2 separate regions of the Homo sapiens genome follow, and region 2 is linked to region 1. A link is an interaction called in ENCODE POLR2A ChIA-PET data of the cell type or tissue named here. Cell type or tissue: A673. All regions are shown on one strand. Each heading gives the region's core, and the rest is flanking DNA. Links, peaks and the distances in the headings are about the cores only.

The links. Peaks named below come from ENCODE experiments on the same cell type or tissue, not always from the same donor. Only the 100,000 strongest peaks of a DNase experiment are listed, where the experiment ranks them.
Region 2: POLR2A ChIA-PET joins it to region 1 with 11 read pairs; 2 of 35 experiments call an interaction of 5 or more read pairs at or near these places.

What each region holds. Positions count from the first base shown.
Region 1 is chr7:35,624,816-35,632,574 of GRCh38, forward strand. LOC101928421 (a long non-coding RNA gene) reads right to left here and starts at 6,810. Exons shown (of 5, transcript XR_007060285.1): 1 at 1-6,810. In A673, for the core only: no CTCF peak of the experiment used is centred there; a DNase peak (open chromatin) is centred at 5,896.
Region 2 is chr7:35,779,150-35,787,072 of GRCh38, forward strand. SEPTIN7-DT (SEPTIN7 divergent transcript) reads right to left here. Exons shown (of 5, transcript NR_120512.1): 3 at 2,060-2,196. Among named protein-coding and RNA genes, the nearest start is that of SEPTIN7-DT, 18 kb to the right of the region's middle. In A673, for the core only: no CTCF peak of the experiment used is centred there; no DNase peak of the experiment used is centred there.

The DNA of each region.
Region 1 (7,759 bases), core at 3,760-7,759:
GTCACAGCTCCTGGGGGTGTAATTAATAATTTAGCAACCTGTCAAGATTTAACAAGTTGACTCTAATTTCACGGTGTGACAAGCCAGTCTGGTTTACCAAGGAAGAGGCATTGGAGTCAGATGAATCCCTTGTCTGCCCTTACCAATGTGTCTTGCTCTGTCTCTGACAGTCCAAACCTTATTTTCCTCATAGTTAAAATGGGACTAATACTGTATTCAACATTGTTATAATGTACCTGGATAAGTCCTGGGATGATAGAAAGTCCCAATAAGCATGTATTGCTTCTCATCCTCCTCCTTACCCTCTTGTATACAGAGGATTTCCATGACAACCTGGAGCCGTTAAAATGGAAGGGACTCTCCTCCATGAGGTGTGATGTTCATCCAAAGAGCCGGACAAACTATAAAACCCTGAGGCCACTCCATGGTTAGGAGCCGGGACTCGGAATCTGAATTGGCTTATTTTGAATACCAGCTCTGATGGTTGCTGGTTTTTCCATCTGTAAAATGGCGATGGTAGTGATGATGCCTGTCTCCTAAGGCTGTTGTGAGGATTAAATAAATTAATACCTACAAAGCACTTAGAAGGCAATAATGTCGTAAGTGTGAGCTATCATTAATAACATTTCTTAGCAATCTGGACCCAAAAAAGGCAGGAGGTGGGGGAAGGCTCAGAGCCACCATTTATTTGATTTATAAAAGAAAATGTTCCACTTCTTGTCCTTTTGAATAGTACTCTACCTCTCATGTTTTCCCCTAAACACACACACACATACGCACACAATCTTCAAATATTTAGAGTCTGGCTCCTCTTCGACCAACTCCAAGTCTCAGTTAGCTTCCTGGGCCATCTCCAAGGTGAGGCAGGGCCACAGGCAGCCCATCTGAGCCTCACAGACAGCCCAAATACCTCAGCCATCGGTATAGTACTGGTAAAGCAAGCCCTTTATCATTATGAAATATCCTTCATACTCTGGTAATACCTGAAAGTTCACTTCGTGTACTAAATACACCAGCTTCCTTTTGGTTAATACTTGCATGATAGTCCTTTTTCCATCCTTTTACTTTCCATCTTTCTGTATCCTTGTTTAAGGTATGTTGTTTTTAAGTCTCAGAGAATTATATTTGTTCTTTATCCAGGGTGATAATAATATTGCCTTTGAATTGGAATATTTAGTCCACATATGCTTGATGTAGAGATTGATGCATGTGGGTGTTTGTTTTCTATTTGTTCCCATCTGTTCTATGCGCCTTTTTTTCTTTTTGCCTTCCTTTGGATTATTTTATTTCATATTCTCCTTCTGTTATCTTGTTAGTTTTACATACTCTTATTCTTTTACAAAATACCGTAGAAACTGAAACATGTACCCCTGATTTATTAATTTCTAATATAAATCAGTGCCTCCACCATTTTCACTTTCAAGACAATTCAAGGACTTCAGAATACTTTAATTCCATTTACCCAGGGGTCCACAGTCCCCAGGCTGTGAACCAGTACTGGTCAGTGGCCTGTCAGGAACTGGGCTGCACAGCAAGAGATGGGTGGCAAGCCAGCAAGCATTACCGCCTGAGCTCCACCTCCTGTCAGACCAACAGCAGCATTAGATTCTCATAGGAGCGCTAACCCTATTGTGAACTGTGCATGTGAGGGATCTAGGTTGTGCACTCCTTATGAGAATCTAATGCCTGATGATTTAAGGTGGGACAGTGTCATCCCAACACCATGCTCCCAATCCCTCCACCCCTCCACCCACTGTCTGGGAAAAAATTATCTTCCACAAAACTGGTCTCTGGTGCCAGAAATGTTGGGGACCCCTACATTTACCTCCCTCCACACTTAACGTGCTTCTCTTGGTGATGTATTTTAGTTCTTTATATATTTAAGACCCCAGAAAGTAAAAAGTTGTTTCACACATTCAATATTTATTTAGTTTTATACACATACTTACCCTTTCCATTGCCTTTCAATGCCTTTCTGCACCTCCAGCTGTGGTCAGTGATCATTTTCCTTCTGCTCCAACAACACCCTTTAGTACTTTCCTTTCATACTTTTGGTACTTTTCATTGGTGGCAAATTCTATTTTCCTTTGTCTGGACGTGTCTTTGGAAGGATATTTTTGCCTCATAGTCTTCTAGGTTGACTATTATTTTCTTGAAGCTCTTTGAAAACACCATTCCATTTTCCACTATCATTACTTCTGCTGAAAATTCCCTCTCAAGGCTTGCTGTTGCTCCTTTGAAAGTAATATATATTTTTCCTCTGGCTACTTTTAAAATTAGTCTTTGTTTTCCAGTAGTTTTACTATGAAGTAATTAAGTATAACTTTCATTGTAACTTATCCTGCTTAGAGGTCAACAGCATTTCTTATTTATGTGGCTTAATGTCTTTCATTAATTTGGGAACAACCTTAACCATTAACTCTTCGAATAGTTGTCTTCCTATTTACCCCCAGCACCAGTCTGGATATTTTCTTATCTTTCATTTCATTACCTATCTCTTAAGTTGTGTCTATCAGAGCCATCTACTGATTTCTTAAATTGTTATATTATTTTTCAATTCTAGAATTTTAAACATAGTGTCCAGTTCTCTCCTGAAGTTGTTCCATTTGGTCATTTAATTCATGAACATTTTAATCATAGTTATTGTAAGACACCGGTCAGATAATGTTAACTACGTGAATTTCCTGGAGGTCTGTTTCTATTGTTCACTTTCTCATTGTTGGTCGAATCTTGTGTTTTTGCATTCCTATTTCTTAAGCAGACTTTGAAAACAATTAATAGAGAAAATTTGAGAAATTAGACCATGTCCTCCTTCAGAGGGGCTTTGTTTTTGCTTCTGGCTATCCACTAGATCTGAGGCTGGGCTTCAGTCCTTGTGAGGACAGGCCCATAACCAATTCACCTTTAATCAAAGAGTAGCTCTTTGGGGTCCCACGAGAAAGTCTGGGGTGTTTTCCAGGGCTGCTTCTACTTGGACCCCAACTCTAATTTTTGGTCTGCATTAGTCTTCTACAAATTCTGTTCAGTTTCTCAGCCCCTGCCCTTGAATTAGCAAGTCCCTTGAGGGGGAAACGAACAGTATCAAATGTAGGTCTCTCGAATATTAGCCCTTGCTTTCTCAACAGCCCTCTGATCCCTGAATAGGTATGTATATTCTGGCTTTTGTCCTTTCCTCAGCAGAAGAGTTGGTGCAAAACAAGCTAATCTCCCTTTGCTCAAGGCTGAACTCTCCACATTCCTTATTTGCATAATTAATTAATCTTGGAGTCCATGGTCTAGAGTAGAATAGACTTGGGTTCAAGTCTCCATTGTGTTACTTACTAGCTGTGTGTTTTCAGGTGAGCTATTTAACTTCTTAAAGTCTTAGTGTCCCATCTGGAGAATGGAAGCAACAATGGTACCTACCTTGAGTTATTTTAAGGATTTTTTAAGATGCAGGCATAGCATTTAGCACAGAGCCAGGAATACAGCAAATATTTAAACATAAATAACATCAAGCATTAAAGCATTCCAAGTAACAGTTGTTATCATTATGTAATGGAAAGGATGGCACAACAGCAGCCTGTCTCCCATGCACCCCCTGTGAAAGAGTAACTACCTGGGGGAAGATCCTATACAGGTCTAAGTTTTTCCCCCTTGCTCATCCTATGGCTTTGGAACACTTGGATGAAACAGCTTACTGCACCACATCAAATGGTTTGTGCAGGTGTTGGTATGCTCTTTTTGGAAAGCAGATCAATTGGAGGAAGGGTCAGAATTTAGCAGTAGGATCAAAAAAGTAAGCTTTGGCAACAAGACCCATGAAACTGGTCCCCTACACTATGGCCTCCAGGGTTTATCCCCAAAGTGTAATGGGAGGACAGGTGCAACCACTGGGGTTTGCTCTGGAAAGAGGAGACAGGTCTTTTGCTGTCCTGCCCGTATCAGGGTTGAGACTTCATTGTGCTTGGGAAAGGTTTTCCACTTACTAAGAATTCTGGACAGTAAAGGGGCCCTAGAGGCTTTGACACAGGAACCCTGAGTAATTATTCTCTGCTCTCTTGTAAGAAAAACATTTCTTTCGAATATTCCATAATTTTTAATAAAAGGCTTGCATTGTTCACAACACATTCAAGAAGTATTATCATTGATTTTGCTTTTTGAAATGTTTAAATATTGAAACATCCAAAATACTAATGTGGATAAAATACAACAAACTTGCTTTGTACCCACCATGTGTTTGGTTTCTATCACTTTCCCAAGCTGCAGTTCCAATGTGCAATGCTAGCAATACCACCGGCAGAGGTGAGCCAGCTGGCCAAATTGGGCCTCCCAGGAATGATCTGGTAGATGAGAACACCACAAGCCAGAGCCTGGCAGTTTTGCACATCCAGCAACACCATTCCAGATACTGCAGGCCTCAGGGTCTGACGTACACTGGACTTCGAAAAAGCTGATGTATCACGTCATATTGTAGTCTTTTAACGGTGAGGCAAGGCCGGACGCAGTGGCTCACGCCTGTAATCCCAGCACTTTGGGAGGCCGAGGCAGGTGGATCAGGAGGTCAGGAGTTCAGGACCAGCCTGGCCAAAATGGTGAAACCCCATCTCTATTAAAAATACAAAAATTAGCTGGGCGTGTTGGCAGGCGCTTGTAATCCCAGCTACTTGGGAGGCTGAGGCAGAGGTTGCAGTGAGCCGAAATAGTGCCACTGCACTCCAGCCTGGGCGATAGAGTGAGACTCCGTCTCAAAACAAACAAGCAAACAACAACAACAAAAAAACACAGAGGCAAGAACTGCCACTGGGACTGTGTATTTGAAGCTCCAAATATGGCCTTTCCTGCCACTAATTTGAAAAGCCTAATTTCAATAGCGATGGTAGAAAGAGCCAAGGAAAATAGTTACAATACTGGTGAGCTGTGGCATCTAATTATGTCACCAAAGTATGATGTGAATGTCTCCAATTCTCCAGCCCTCCAGATCACCCTTTTCTTTTACCTATCTAACATAAATCTGACCCTCTCACTGTAGGTCTAGTCTTTATGGTAATGTATAATAATGTAAGAAGTCCTAGAAGTGTTTATATTCCAGAAACATATATCCTGGTTGTTACTAGTCACAATCTGGCCTTGAGACCAGTGTTTGGATTACCCCAGCCACCTAGGTACCATCTGGCCCCAGTATGGACACAGTCCCTCCCTGAATCATCCAAAACACAGCTCACATTGGGCTGTAGTTCTTGACAAAGACTTAATGAATGTGAGGCTAACAGAAGGGAATTAACAATGTAGGAAAAATAACAGTGGCTCACGCATTTCAGTGTTCTTAGAACCTGTGACATCCCTTCACAGGAGTTTATAACCAGGACCTTTCTCCTTAGGCCCCACCCTGCTGCTAGGAGGCAGGGACTTGCTCATTTCCTCCAGAGGGGTGTCCCCACAATGCTGCCCACCCCCAGTGAGATCTACAGCTCCAATTATCTTCTCTCCAACTTCCAACAGAAATGAAACTGATCAGTCTCACAATTAACTCTGCATCCTCTCCCCACCCTGTACCTGGCTTTAGGCTCTGACCCATGGGGCATTTCTGCCAGCTTTGATAGTTTATCTATTTAGCTCCCAGGTTAAAATCCAGACCTTTCTTCTGGATGCAATAATTACATCAGTCTTGAAATAAGCCATCCCTAATCATGGACCCAAACAGTGTTCAAATGTGGCCATAGCTCACTCTGCTGAACATCTGCTAATTCTGATTTTTTTCCTAGTAACCAACAATGCAATGAATATCTGGAAAGCTAAATCTCACACATGCATGACATCCTTTCAAACTTCTGCTGGCACTCATCCAGGACTGAACTAAATACCAGGTTCTCCCCAACTTCATCCCTTCTATATGGTGAGAGAAACAAGGAAATAAATGTAAACTGCAACAGTGTTAAAGGCAAAGTAATAAACTGTGCTTCCAGGGAAAAGCCTCCCAAAGAATTGGCAATTATGCTGAGATCTGATGAGTCATTAGTGCTAGTGAGGCAAAGAAGGAAGAAACTGTGTGTGTTTGCAGCAAAAAGAACAGCAATTTAAAAAGTCCGGGGCTGGAAGGTGCAGGAATTGGAAGAGCAGCCTAGCTAAACCAGGAATTAAGGAGGAGCTCAAACTGACAGGAGGCGAGAGCACAACCTTTCAGGATTTTGTAAGCCATGTTCATTAGTCTGATTTGTATTCTAGGAATAAGAGGATGACAGTGAATGATCTGTGCACATTTTGAAAATCTGATACTTGCTGGAAAGGCTATATTCTGTTTTACATTCCCCTACAGTTTCACCAACACTAAATATCATCTTAAGAATATGGTAGTTTTAACTACTGGATACTACCTTTTTTCATCTTTATTACCCATTTCCTATTGGAGTGCTTTTTTTTTTTTTTTACTGGATACAAATTATTTTTTACTGGAATGAATTTAAGACTTCATTTATTACCTTTTCTATCTTTTGTGCTCTAATTATTTGCCTTTAAATTACTTATGTCAAAACATTATATACTCAGCAATCTTTAAAGATTCTGCCATAAAAGTGTTCTCTCACTCCAATGTTATATATTCACCCACATTTTCTTAGTATTTCCACGATTTGATTGTTCATATTCAATCATGTCTTGAAATTTATAAATAGAAATCTAACTTTACTTTTCAAACGCTTAACTAAGCAGTCATCCCTGATAATGTCACTTTTATCATTGTAAGTAAACAAATCAGAAAATAATTTATTGATGTTTTCTTAATCTTCTACTGTTATCTAATCATATATAAATATATATAAATATATAAATTATATATATAAATATATAAATATATATAAATAAATTATATATATAAATATATATAAATATATAAATTATATAAAAATATATAAATTATATATATAAATTATATAAATATATAAATTATATATATAAATTATATAAATATATAAATTATATATATAAATTATATATAAATATATAAATTATATATATATATTATATATAAATTATATATAAAAATTATATATAAATATATAAATATATAAATTATATATAAATATATAAATATATAAATTATATATAAATATATAAATTATATAATATATAAATATATAAATTATATATAAATATATAAATATATAAATTATATATAAATATATATAAATTATATAATATATATTTATATATTTTTATATTTATATATATAATTGTATAATATATATTTATATATAATTATATATTTTTATATTTATATTTACATATAAATATATATAATTATATAATATATATTATATATTTATATTTATATGTAAATATATAAATATAATATATAATTATATATAATATATAAATTATATATAAATATATACAAATTATATATATAAATATATATTATAATTATATATAATTATATAAAAATATACAAATTTTTATATAATCATATATAAATCATATATATAATCATATATATATAATCATATATAAATCATATATATAATCATATATATATAATCATATATATATATTTTTTCCCCTGGGCCACTACCACATTCATAATTTTATAATGTATTTCATGTGATATAAAGTTCTCCCACACATATTTGTTTTATTTAGCTATCCCATAAGAAACTTACTGCCTTCTCATGATACATTAAATTGGCTTTCACAGGGATTTTTAAATAAACTAATGAGGTTTCAATCTAACTAGGAGATATCCATCTGGAATGGAAAGAGGTGTAAATGACCTTTAAGACTTCAG
Region 2 (7,923 bases), core at 1,724-5,723, 150 kb after region 1:
CAGTAAAAAGTGATGAGTTGAATTTAGATCAGAGTTTAAAGTGTCTGCAATGCATCAGTGTGGAATGCTCAGCATCCAATTAGAAATAAGGGTCTGATTAGGGGAAGACAGATGAGGGCTAAAGGGACAGAGGTAGGAGTCATTCTCACAAAGGTGAGAGGTATAGCAATTAAATAATTGAGTCATAAGATAGGATGAGACTACCAAGGGACTATTGAGAGTTAAAAGAGAGGACTGAACACTGAATCTTCAGAAAGCTTACATGTAACCGGCCTATTCTAAAGGGGGAGAAGAGGAATCCTGAAAGGAAACTACACAGAAGCAGTTCATGAGGGAGGAGGAGAGGAGAATGCAACATGAATTCCAGTGGAGATGAGGGTTCTAGTGAGAAAAGCGTGGTCCATGTTGTCAAATTCTGCTGAAACCAGAATTTCAGCAGAAGGTCTAAGAAGAGGATTTTGGCTTTTGAACTTTGCAGAGGCTGAAGGTGCTTAGGATTAAGTGGGGGAAGAAACCAAGATGGATGAAGTTTGTGGATGAAGAAGAAAAAGAGAGAGACAGAAATACAAAGAATGGAAATTAGACTCCAGGGAGAGTCTCCTTAGGGCAGGAGAGAAACGGTTTGCAGTTATTAAGGGGAGGACTCGAAGAAGAGATGATTGATAGAGCAAAGTCAAAGAGGACATGGGAAGGGAAGAGAGAAAAAGGGTAGATGAAAACACTGGCTTTAGAACAAAATCACAAAAATTCTTCTTCAGACACCGGGGGAAGATAAGTGAATAGGTAATAATTTGGACAAAATGATATTTATAAGTTATTCTTATCAGATGACCTCCAGCTTCTAGTAAATTAGGTGGCAAAAGAGGTTAGAGGTAGATGTAGAAATTTGGTAAGACTGCAGAGGAGTGAAACAACAGATAGAACTATTTTAAGAGTGAATGAATGAGAGATGAGAAAAGGAATGTCCAGTGTTGTTGAGTTCCAAGACAAACTGTACAATACAACTTTTAGAGCAGTCAGTCAGCCTGGTTATGGTATGTTCTCCAGAAATGTTCAGCTGCCAAGAAATGGGTAAAGAAGATACAGATGGTTTCCTTAACTAGGGCTGGAAATCAGCAGAACAGGTGTGACAGAAGAACAGTGAGATGAGTCATTAGAATGCTGGCGAGGGCAAAGTGAGAAAAGTTGTCCCAAGGACTCATGAGGTGCCTTATGATGTCCTGTGAAACCAGGAAGACTAGTGGATGGGGAAAAAGCAAAGGGACTGGATCTAGTGATGTGAAGAATGGGTCAGAAGGTATGAGGTTATAGGAGAGATAGAAAGATAGGTAGTGGTCAGAGGAAATTTTTCACGTTTGACAGTCTCAGATGTGGAGAAGTTGAGGGTGATGGTGAAAACTAAGGTATGTCTGGCTACACCAAAGAGGATCTGAGGCAGAATGAGATGAAAGTCACAAAGATCAAGTTAAGGAGCCAATAGTTCAGAAAGTTAGAAAGATTATCAACATGTATTTTGAATCTCCCAAAATACTGTGGTTGGTAGCTGAGACTTATTTAATATGATGAAAGCCACACATTAATATGATATTAAAATATGAGTCACTAGAAAAGTATCTGGAAGGGGGTCACTCAACCTTGCTCCTTCAACAAATATATATCAGGTAATATAATGGGCTTAACATGAAACTACATTCAACAAGCATGATATGATGGATATGTTTTTAAACAATGGTTTAATTAACGTTGAGTTTAGTTCCCACTGTCAGAGTACAACTTAGCACCTTGTGGATGACCTTGCACTAAAAGTAGAAAATACAAATCAGTTACCATGAAGAAGGAAAGAAAAGTAGAGAAGTTAAATCCAGTAATTAAGAAACATCACCATACATTTAAATGAATGGTTGGACCAAGTAAATAATAATAATGCTCAAGAAATTACCTGTATTCATCCTGAAACTGCTAATCATTCCCTAATGTTTTGCCCTAAGAGTATACATTTTCACACTCAAAGATTCTTTGTACAAACAGTCAATGGACCCAGAAATACAGGCTTTCTCACCAATTTGCCTTCTAGGTTGTCATAAGACTAGCTCGGTGGTGGCACATCTGGAGTCATCGAATGCAGGAACCACAACAAATGGGACTCACTGGTTCTTTGTACCACATATGGGAACACAGCCACAATTTTCTAAAGTTCTGAAAATAAATAAATTTTTTTTTAGAGACAAGTACAGTGACTCTATTATATACACTCATCAGGAGATTGTGCAGAGTTTGGGATGTTGTAATCATCTAACTCAAAGAGGAATTGTTAGCCAGATGTCGAAAAATACATGTAAATAGGCTCTGGGAGTACATGTTATCTCTAAATCTTCCCAAAGAATGTTGAACTAGTCCTAGAACATTTACTTACATATGCTTTTCAAACAATCTTTAGAGTAAACTGAGAAGCCCTCTTTTGCATTACTTTGGTTAGTCCAATATAGATAAAACATTGATAATTGTTGAAGCTGTGTGGTGGATATGAGAGTTTATCATACTCTTCTCTCTTCTTTTGTATATGTTTGAAATGTTTCATAATAAGAAGTAAAAAAACATAAAAGGAGAGAGGAGACAGTCTCCTTATGGGGCTTGTATAGCTGGTGGTAAATGAGACCCCTTTCTTTTCTTCTTCCTGTTGACACACTGTAACCTGTGAAAAGCTGCTTACTCAAGTTTCCTTTTCAACAGAACAAATTAGAATGCACTGAGCCTAAGTTATGGATGGCATAGCATCATTATTGTTCCTCATATTCCTTCATGCGTCATAAAATTCTTCCACGTGCTGTCATTTCATTTGCTCCCACAGAACTTCCGTACTCACACGCTTCTCCCAAATAGTTTTCCTCCCAACATCCATCCTGAATGCAACAGGTTTTAATCATTCATGAACCAATCTTTATGGAACACCTAGTAAGTGTCATTATTTTAACATTATTTTATAAATTCCATGCCTAATTATTTTTGCGTGACAAAAATATCATCTAACAGAAAGCATTTATTTCCTCAATAAACATCTATTAAGCACTTAATATCTGCAAAGTAGGTATCAAGGCCTTGGTTATAAAGCTTGCTGGAAACTTCTGCAAGGAAGCAAAAATGGTTGAAGATTAGTGAGGTGAGGGCCTGGGGCAGTGACTCACGCCTGTAATCCCAGCACTTTGGGAGGCAGAGCGGGGTGGATCACAAGGTCAGGAGATTGAGACCATCCTGGCTAACATGGTGAAAACCCATCTCTACTAAAAATACAAAAAAGTAGCCAGGCATGCTGGCACGCACTTGTAGTCCCAGCTACTTGGGAGGCTGAGGGAGGAGAATCGCTTGAACCCAGGAGGCGGAGGTTGCAGAGCATGCTACTGCACTCCAGCCCGGGTGACAGTGAGACTCTGTCTCAAAAAAAAAAAAAAAAAAAAATTAGTGAGGTGGCACTTCTAGTGAGTAAGTGAGAATATTTAAAAATGCAGATTCTCTTGCTGTTTTGGTTACTGTACCCTTGTAGTATAGTTTGAAGTCAGGTAGCACGATGCCTCCAGCTTTGTTCTTTTTGCTTAGGATTCTCTTGGCAATGTGGGCTCTTTTTTGGTTCCACATGAACTTTAAAGTAGTTTTTTCCAATTCTGTGAAGAAAGTCATTGGTAGCTTGATGGGGATGGCATTGAATCTATAACTTACCTTGGGCAGTATGGCCATTTTCACAATATTGATTTTTCCTGTCCATGAGCATGGAATGTTCTTCCATTTGTTGGTGTCCTCTTTTATTTCATTGAGCAGTGGTTTGTAGTTCTCCTTGAAGAGGTCCTTCACATCCCTTGTAAGTTGGATTCCTAGGTATTTTATTCTCTTTGAAGCAATTGTGTTTGGGAGTTCACTCAGGACTTGGCTGTTTGTCTGTTCTTGGTGTGTAGGAATGCTTGTGATTTTTGCACATCGATTTTATATCCTGAGACTTTGCTGAAGTTGCTTATCAGCTTAAGGAGATTTTGGGCTAAGACAATGGGGTTTTCTAAACATACAATCATGTCATCTGCAAACAGGGACAATTTGACTTCCTCATTTCCTAATTGAATACCCTTTATTTCTTTCTCCTGCCTGATTGCCCTGCCAGAACTTCCAACATTATGTTGAATAGGAGTGGTGAAAGAGGGCATCCCTGTCTTGTGCCAGTTTTCCAAGGGAATGCTTCCAGTTTTTGCCCATTCAGTATGATATTGGCTGTGGGTTTGTCATAAATAGCTCTTATTATTTTGAGATTAGAATGGCAATCATTAAAAAGTCAGGAAACAACAGGTGCTGGAGAGGATGTGGAGAAATAGGAACACTTTTACACTGTTGGTGAGAGTGTAAACTAGTTCAACCATTGTGGAAGACAGTGTGGCGATTCCTCAAGGATCTATAACTAGAAGTACCATTTGACCCAGTGATCCCATTACTGGGTATATACCCAAAGGATTATAAATCATGCTACTATAAAGACACATGCACATGTATGTTTATTGCGGCACCATTCACAATAACAAAGACTTGGACCCAACCCAAATGTCCATCAATGATAAGACTGGATTAAGAAAAGATGATACATATACACCATGGAATACTATGCAGCCATAAAAAAGGATGAGTTCATGTCCTTTGTAGGGACATAGATGAAGCTGGAAACCATCATTCTGAGCAAACTATCACAAGGACAGAAAACCAAACACCGCATGTTCTCACTCATAGGTGGGAATTGAACAATGAGAACACTTGGACACAGGGTGGGGCACATCACATACTGGAGCCTGTCGTGGGGTGGGGGGAGGTGGGGAGGGATAGCATTAGGAGAAATACCTCATGTAAATGATGAGTTAATGGGTGCAGCACACCAACATGGCACATATATACATATGTAACAAACCTGCATGTTGCACACATGTACCCTAGAACTTAAAGCATAATAAAAAAAATTTCATTTTGTGAGGAATACTACAAATTGGGTTCAGTGTATACTGCTTGGGTGATGGGTGCACCAAAATCTCACAAATCACCACTAAAGAACTTACCATGTAACCAAATACCATCTGTTCCCCCAAAAAGCTATGGAAATAAAAACAAAATTTTTTAAATGCAGATTCCCAGGCCCTGCCAACAGAGGGATTTAAATTTGAGGTAGTCCCAGAAAAGGCTGAGAACCACTGGTCTAAGTCATTAAGTCTAAGGTGCCCAAGAGACTCTAGTCTGACTTAAGCTGGCCTTCAACTTGGAGTGTAGTTGGCAGGTGTAAGCAGGCAGGATATTTGTCTGAAGCTGCATCCTGGTGCCGGAAGGAATCTGAAAACAGGGTCCAAATCTAGAGAGAGAATTCAGCAGGATTTAGGCAAGGGGTCAGAACTCAGAGCTGCCAGGGTTTAGGTTCAAGGCTGGGCTTTGGTTCCGGTGGAGTGCTAAGCAAGGATCCTGAAAAGATCTACTGTATATTTTGTCCCAGTTGTGTAGCAGGCACTGTGTGAAGCTCTTACTCACGTCATCTCATTGATTCTTTATAATTAGCCCTGTGAGACAGGTTGATTTGCCCAAAGTCAGACAGCCAGTAAGTGGCTGAGTTGTGATTTGAGCTTAACTCTATTCTAACTGCAAAGCCCCTCTCTTTCTGCCCCTCCATGGTGCCTACAAGGACTGGGGCAAAGGGTCATCAGGCTCGCCCAGGGCAATAGCTAGGGAGACCATTGGAGTATAAGGGGTTCTGCTCATGTAAGGCTTCAGGCATCTGGCTATTTCCACACTCCCCTCACTAGTAGGTGAAATAAACTCCCAGTGACTGATAGGTTCTCTTGATTTCCAGCATTATGTCTCAGGCAACATAGGGAAATTGGCAGGTTTCTCTTTGTGCCCACAGCCTTCCTGATTATATCTGTTTCTTTTCCAGTCCCTTAGGAGGGGACTACCAGCCTCATGCTCTTCATCTCCATTCCCATTCAGGAATACATGTCTGAAGACAGATGAAAACATTGTACTTTTGGGACCTATTGCGTTTGAACAAAGATGAGGTACTTACAAGAATAAAAGTGATATCAAGAGCTGGAGATAGGAAAGATTTGGAAGATAAACCGAATTCCCAGAAATCACACTTGTAGATAGGCTGTAGCACATTCAAACTGCTCCTATTGCTATCTGAAGGAAATGATAAGATTTTGGGAGATGAGCTGATCAAGAGTTCTGCTGCTTCAGAGATTCTCTAGAAGTACTTTTCATACCACTGTACAGGCCTATGTATACAAAGTCCTCATTTTTCACAGGGAACAATAAGTATGTGTACGCTTCTCACAAAGACAGTCATCAGTGGTCACAACCCATCAAAGCCTCTTTCTTTTGATAACTGAAGTGATAGACCCAGTCACTGCTTTATTAGTATTCCAAATACCAGCACCACCCTACCCTACAATAAACAGAGTCAACAAGAGTGGCTCTCCTGGTACTCTTCACCTCACCAACACTGAGAGCTCAAGACCACGGAATTTTCTTCTACTTATCAGTGTATCACTTGTGAGTCCAAAATTGTCCTAGCAAATACTTCTGACTAATGGCTACCAGACACATTAATATATATTTTAAAATTTACAGGTGGTAGTTTATTTGCTGAGGAAATACAGTAATGAACTTTGAATGACATTATAAGATAATGTCAAACTGGATGACAACTTTTCTTTCTTTTTATAAATGGAGTCTCACTCTGTCACCCAGGCTGGAGTGCAGTGGCATGATCTCAGCTCACTGCAACCTCTGCCTCCCGGGTTCAAGTGATTCTCCTGCCTCCCAAGTAGCTGGGATTACAGGTGCCCGCCACTGCGCCTGGCTAACTTTTGTATTTTTAGTAGAGACGGGGTTTCACCATCTTGACCAGGCAGATGTCGAACTTCTGACCTCGAGATCCGCCTGCCTTGGTCTCCCAAAGTGCTGGAATTACAGGCGTGAGCCATGGCACCTGGCCACGATATAATTTTTAAACATGAGTTCAGACTATATACAGTTTTCTACAACTTGAGGTTTTTGACTTACCATGGACATCTTTTCAGGCCTAGTGTTCTATTTATATGATTGAACTGCAATTTATGATACAACTGTCCTATTAATGGACAATTAGGTTATTTACTATTTTTGCTGTTTCAATCAGTGCTATAGTGAGCATCCTTATATAAATACCTTTTGACACCGGGCATGGTGGCTCATGCCTGTAATCCCAGCACTTTGGGAGGCAGAGGAGGCGGAGTGGTCAGGAGTTTGAGATCAGCCTGGGCAACATGGCGACAACCCCATCTCTACTAAAAAAAAAAAAAAATACAAGAATTAGCTGGGCGCAGTGGCGGGTGCCTGTAATCCCAGCTACTTGGGAGGCTGAGGCAGAAGAATTGCTTGAATCCAGGAGCGGAGGTTGCATGAGCCAAGATCATGCCATTGTACTGTAGCCTGGGCAACAGAGCAAGGCTCCATCTCAAACAAAACAAAACAAAACAAAAAATCTTTTGATATATGTACTGGTTATTTTTCTAGGACAAACATCTAAAACAGGAATTGCCGAGTCAAATGGTATACATATTAACTAGACTTTGGTAGCTTGCAGGGAGAATGGTATGGGATGAACTACATCCCTCAAAAATTTATATGTTGAAGTCCTAACCCCTAGTCCTCAAAATGGAACTGTATTTGTAGAGGTAAGGCCTTTGAAAGGTAAGTTAAAATGAAGCTGTTAGGGTGCGCCCCAGTCCAATCTGACTGGTATCTTAATAAGAAGGAATTTGGACACATGAAGAGAAACCACAGAGGTACACACACAGTGGGAAGACCACGTGAGGACACAGTGAGAAGGTGGCCATCTGCAAGCTAAGGAGAGGGGCCTCAGGAGAAATTTAA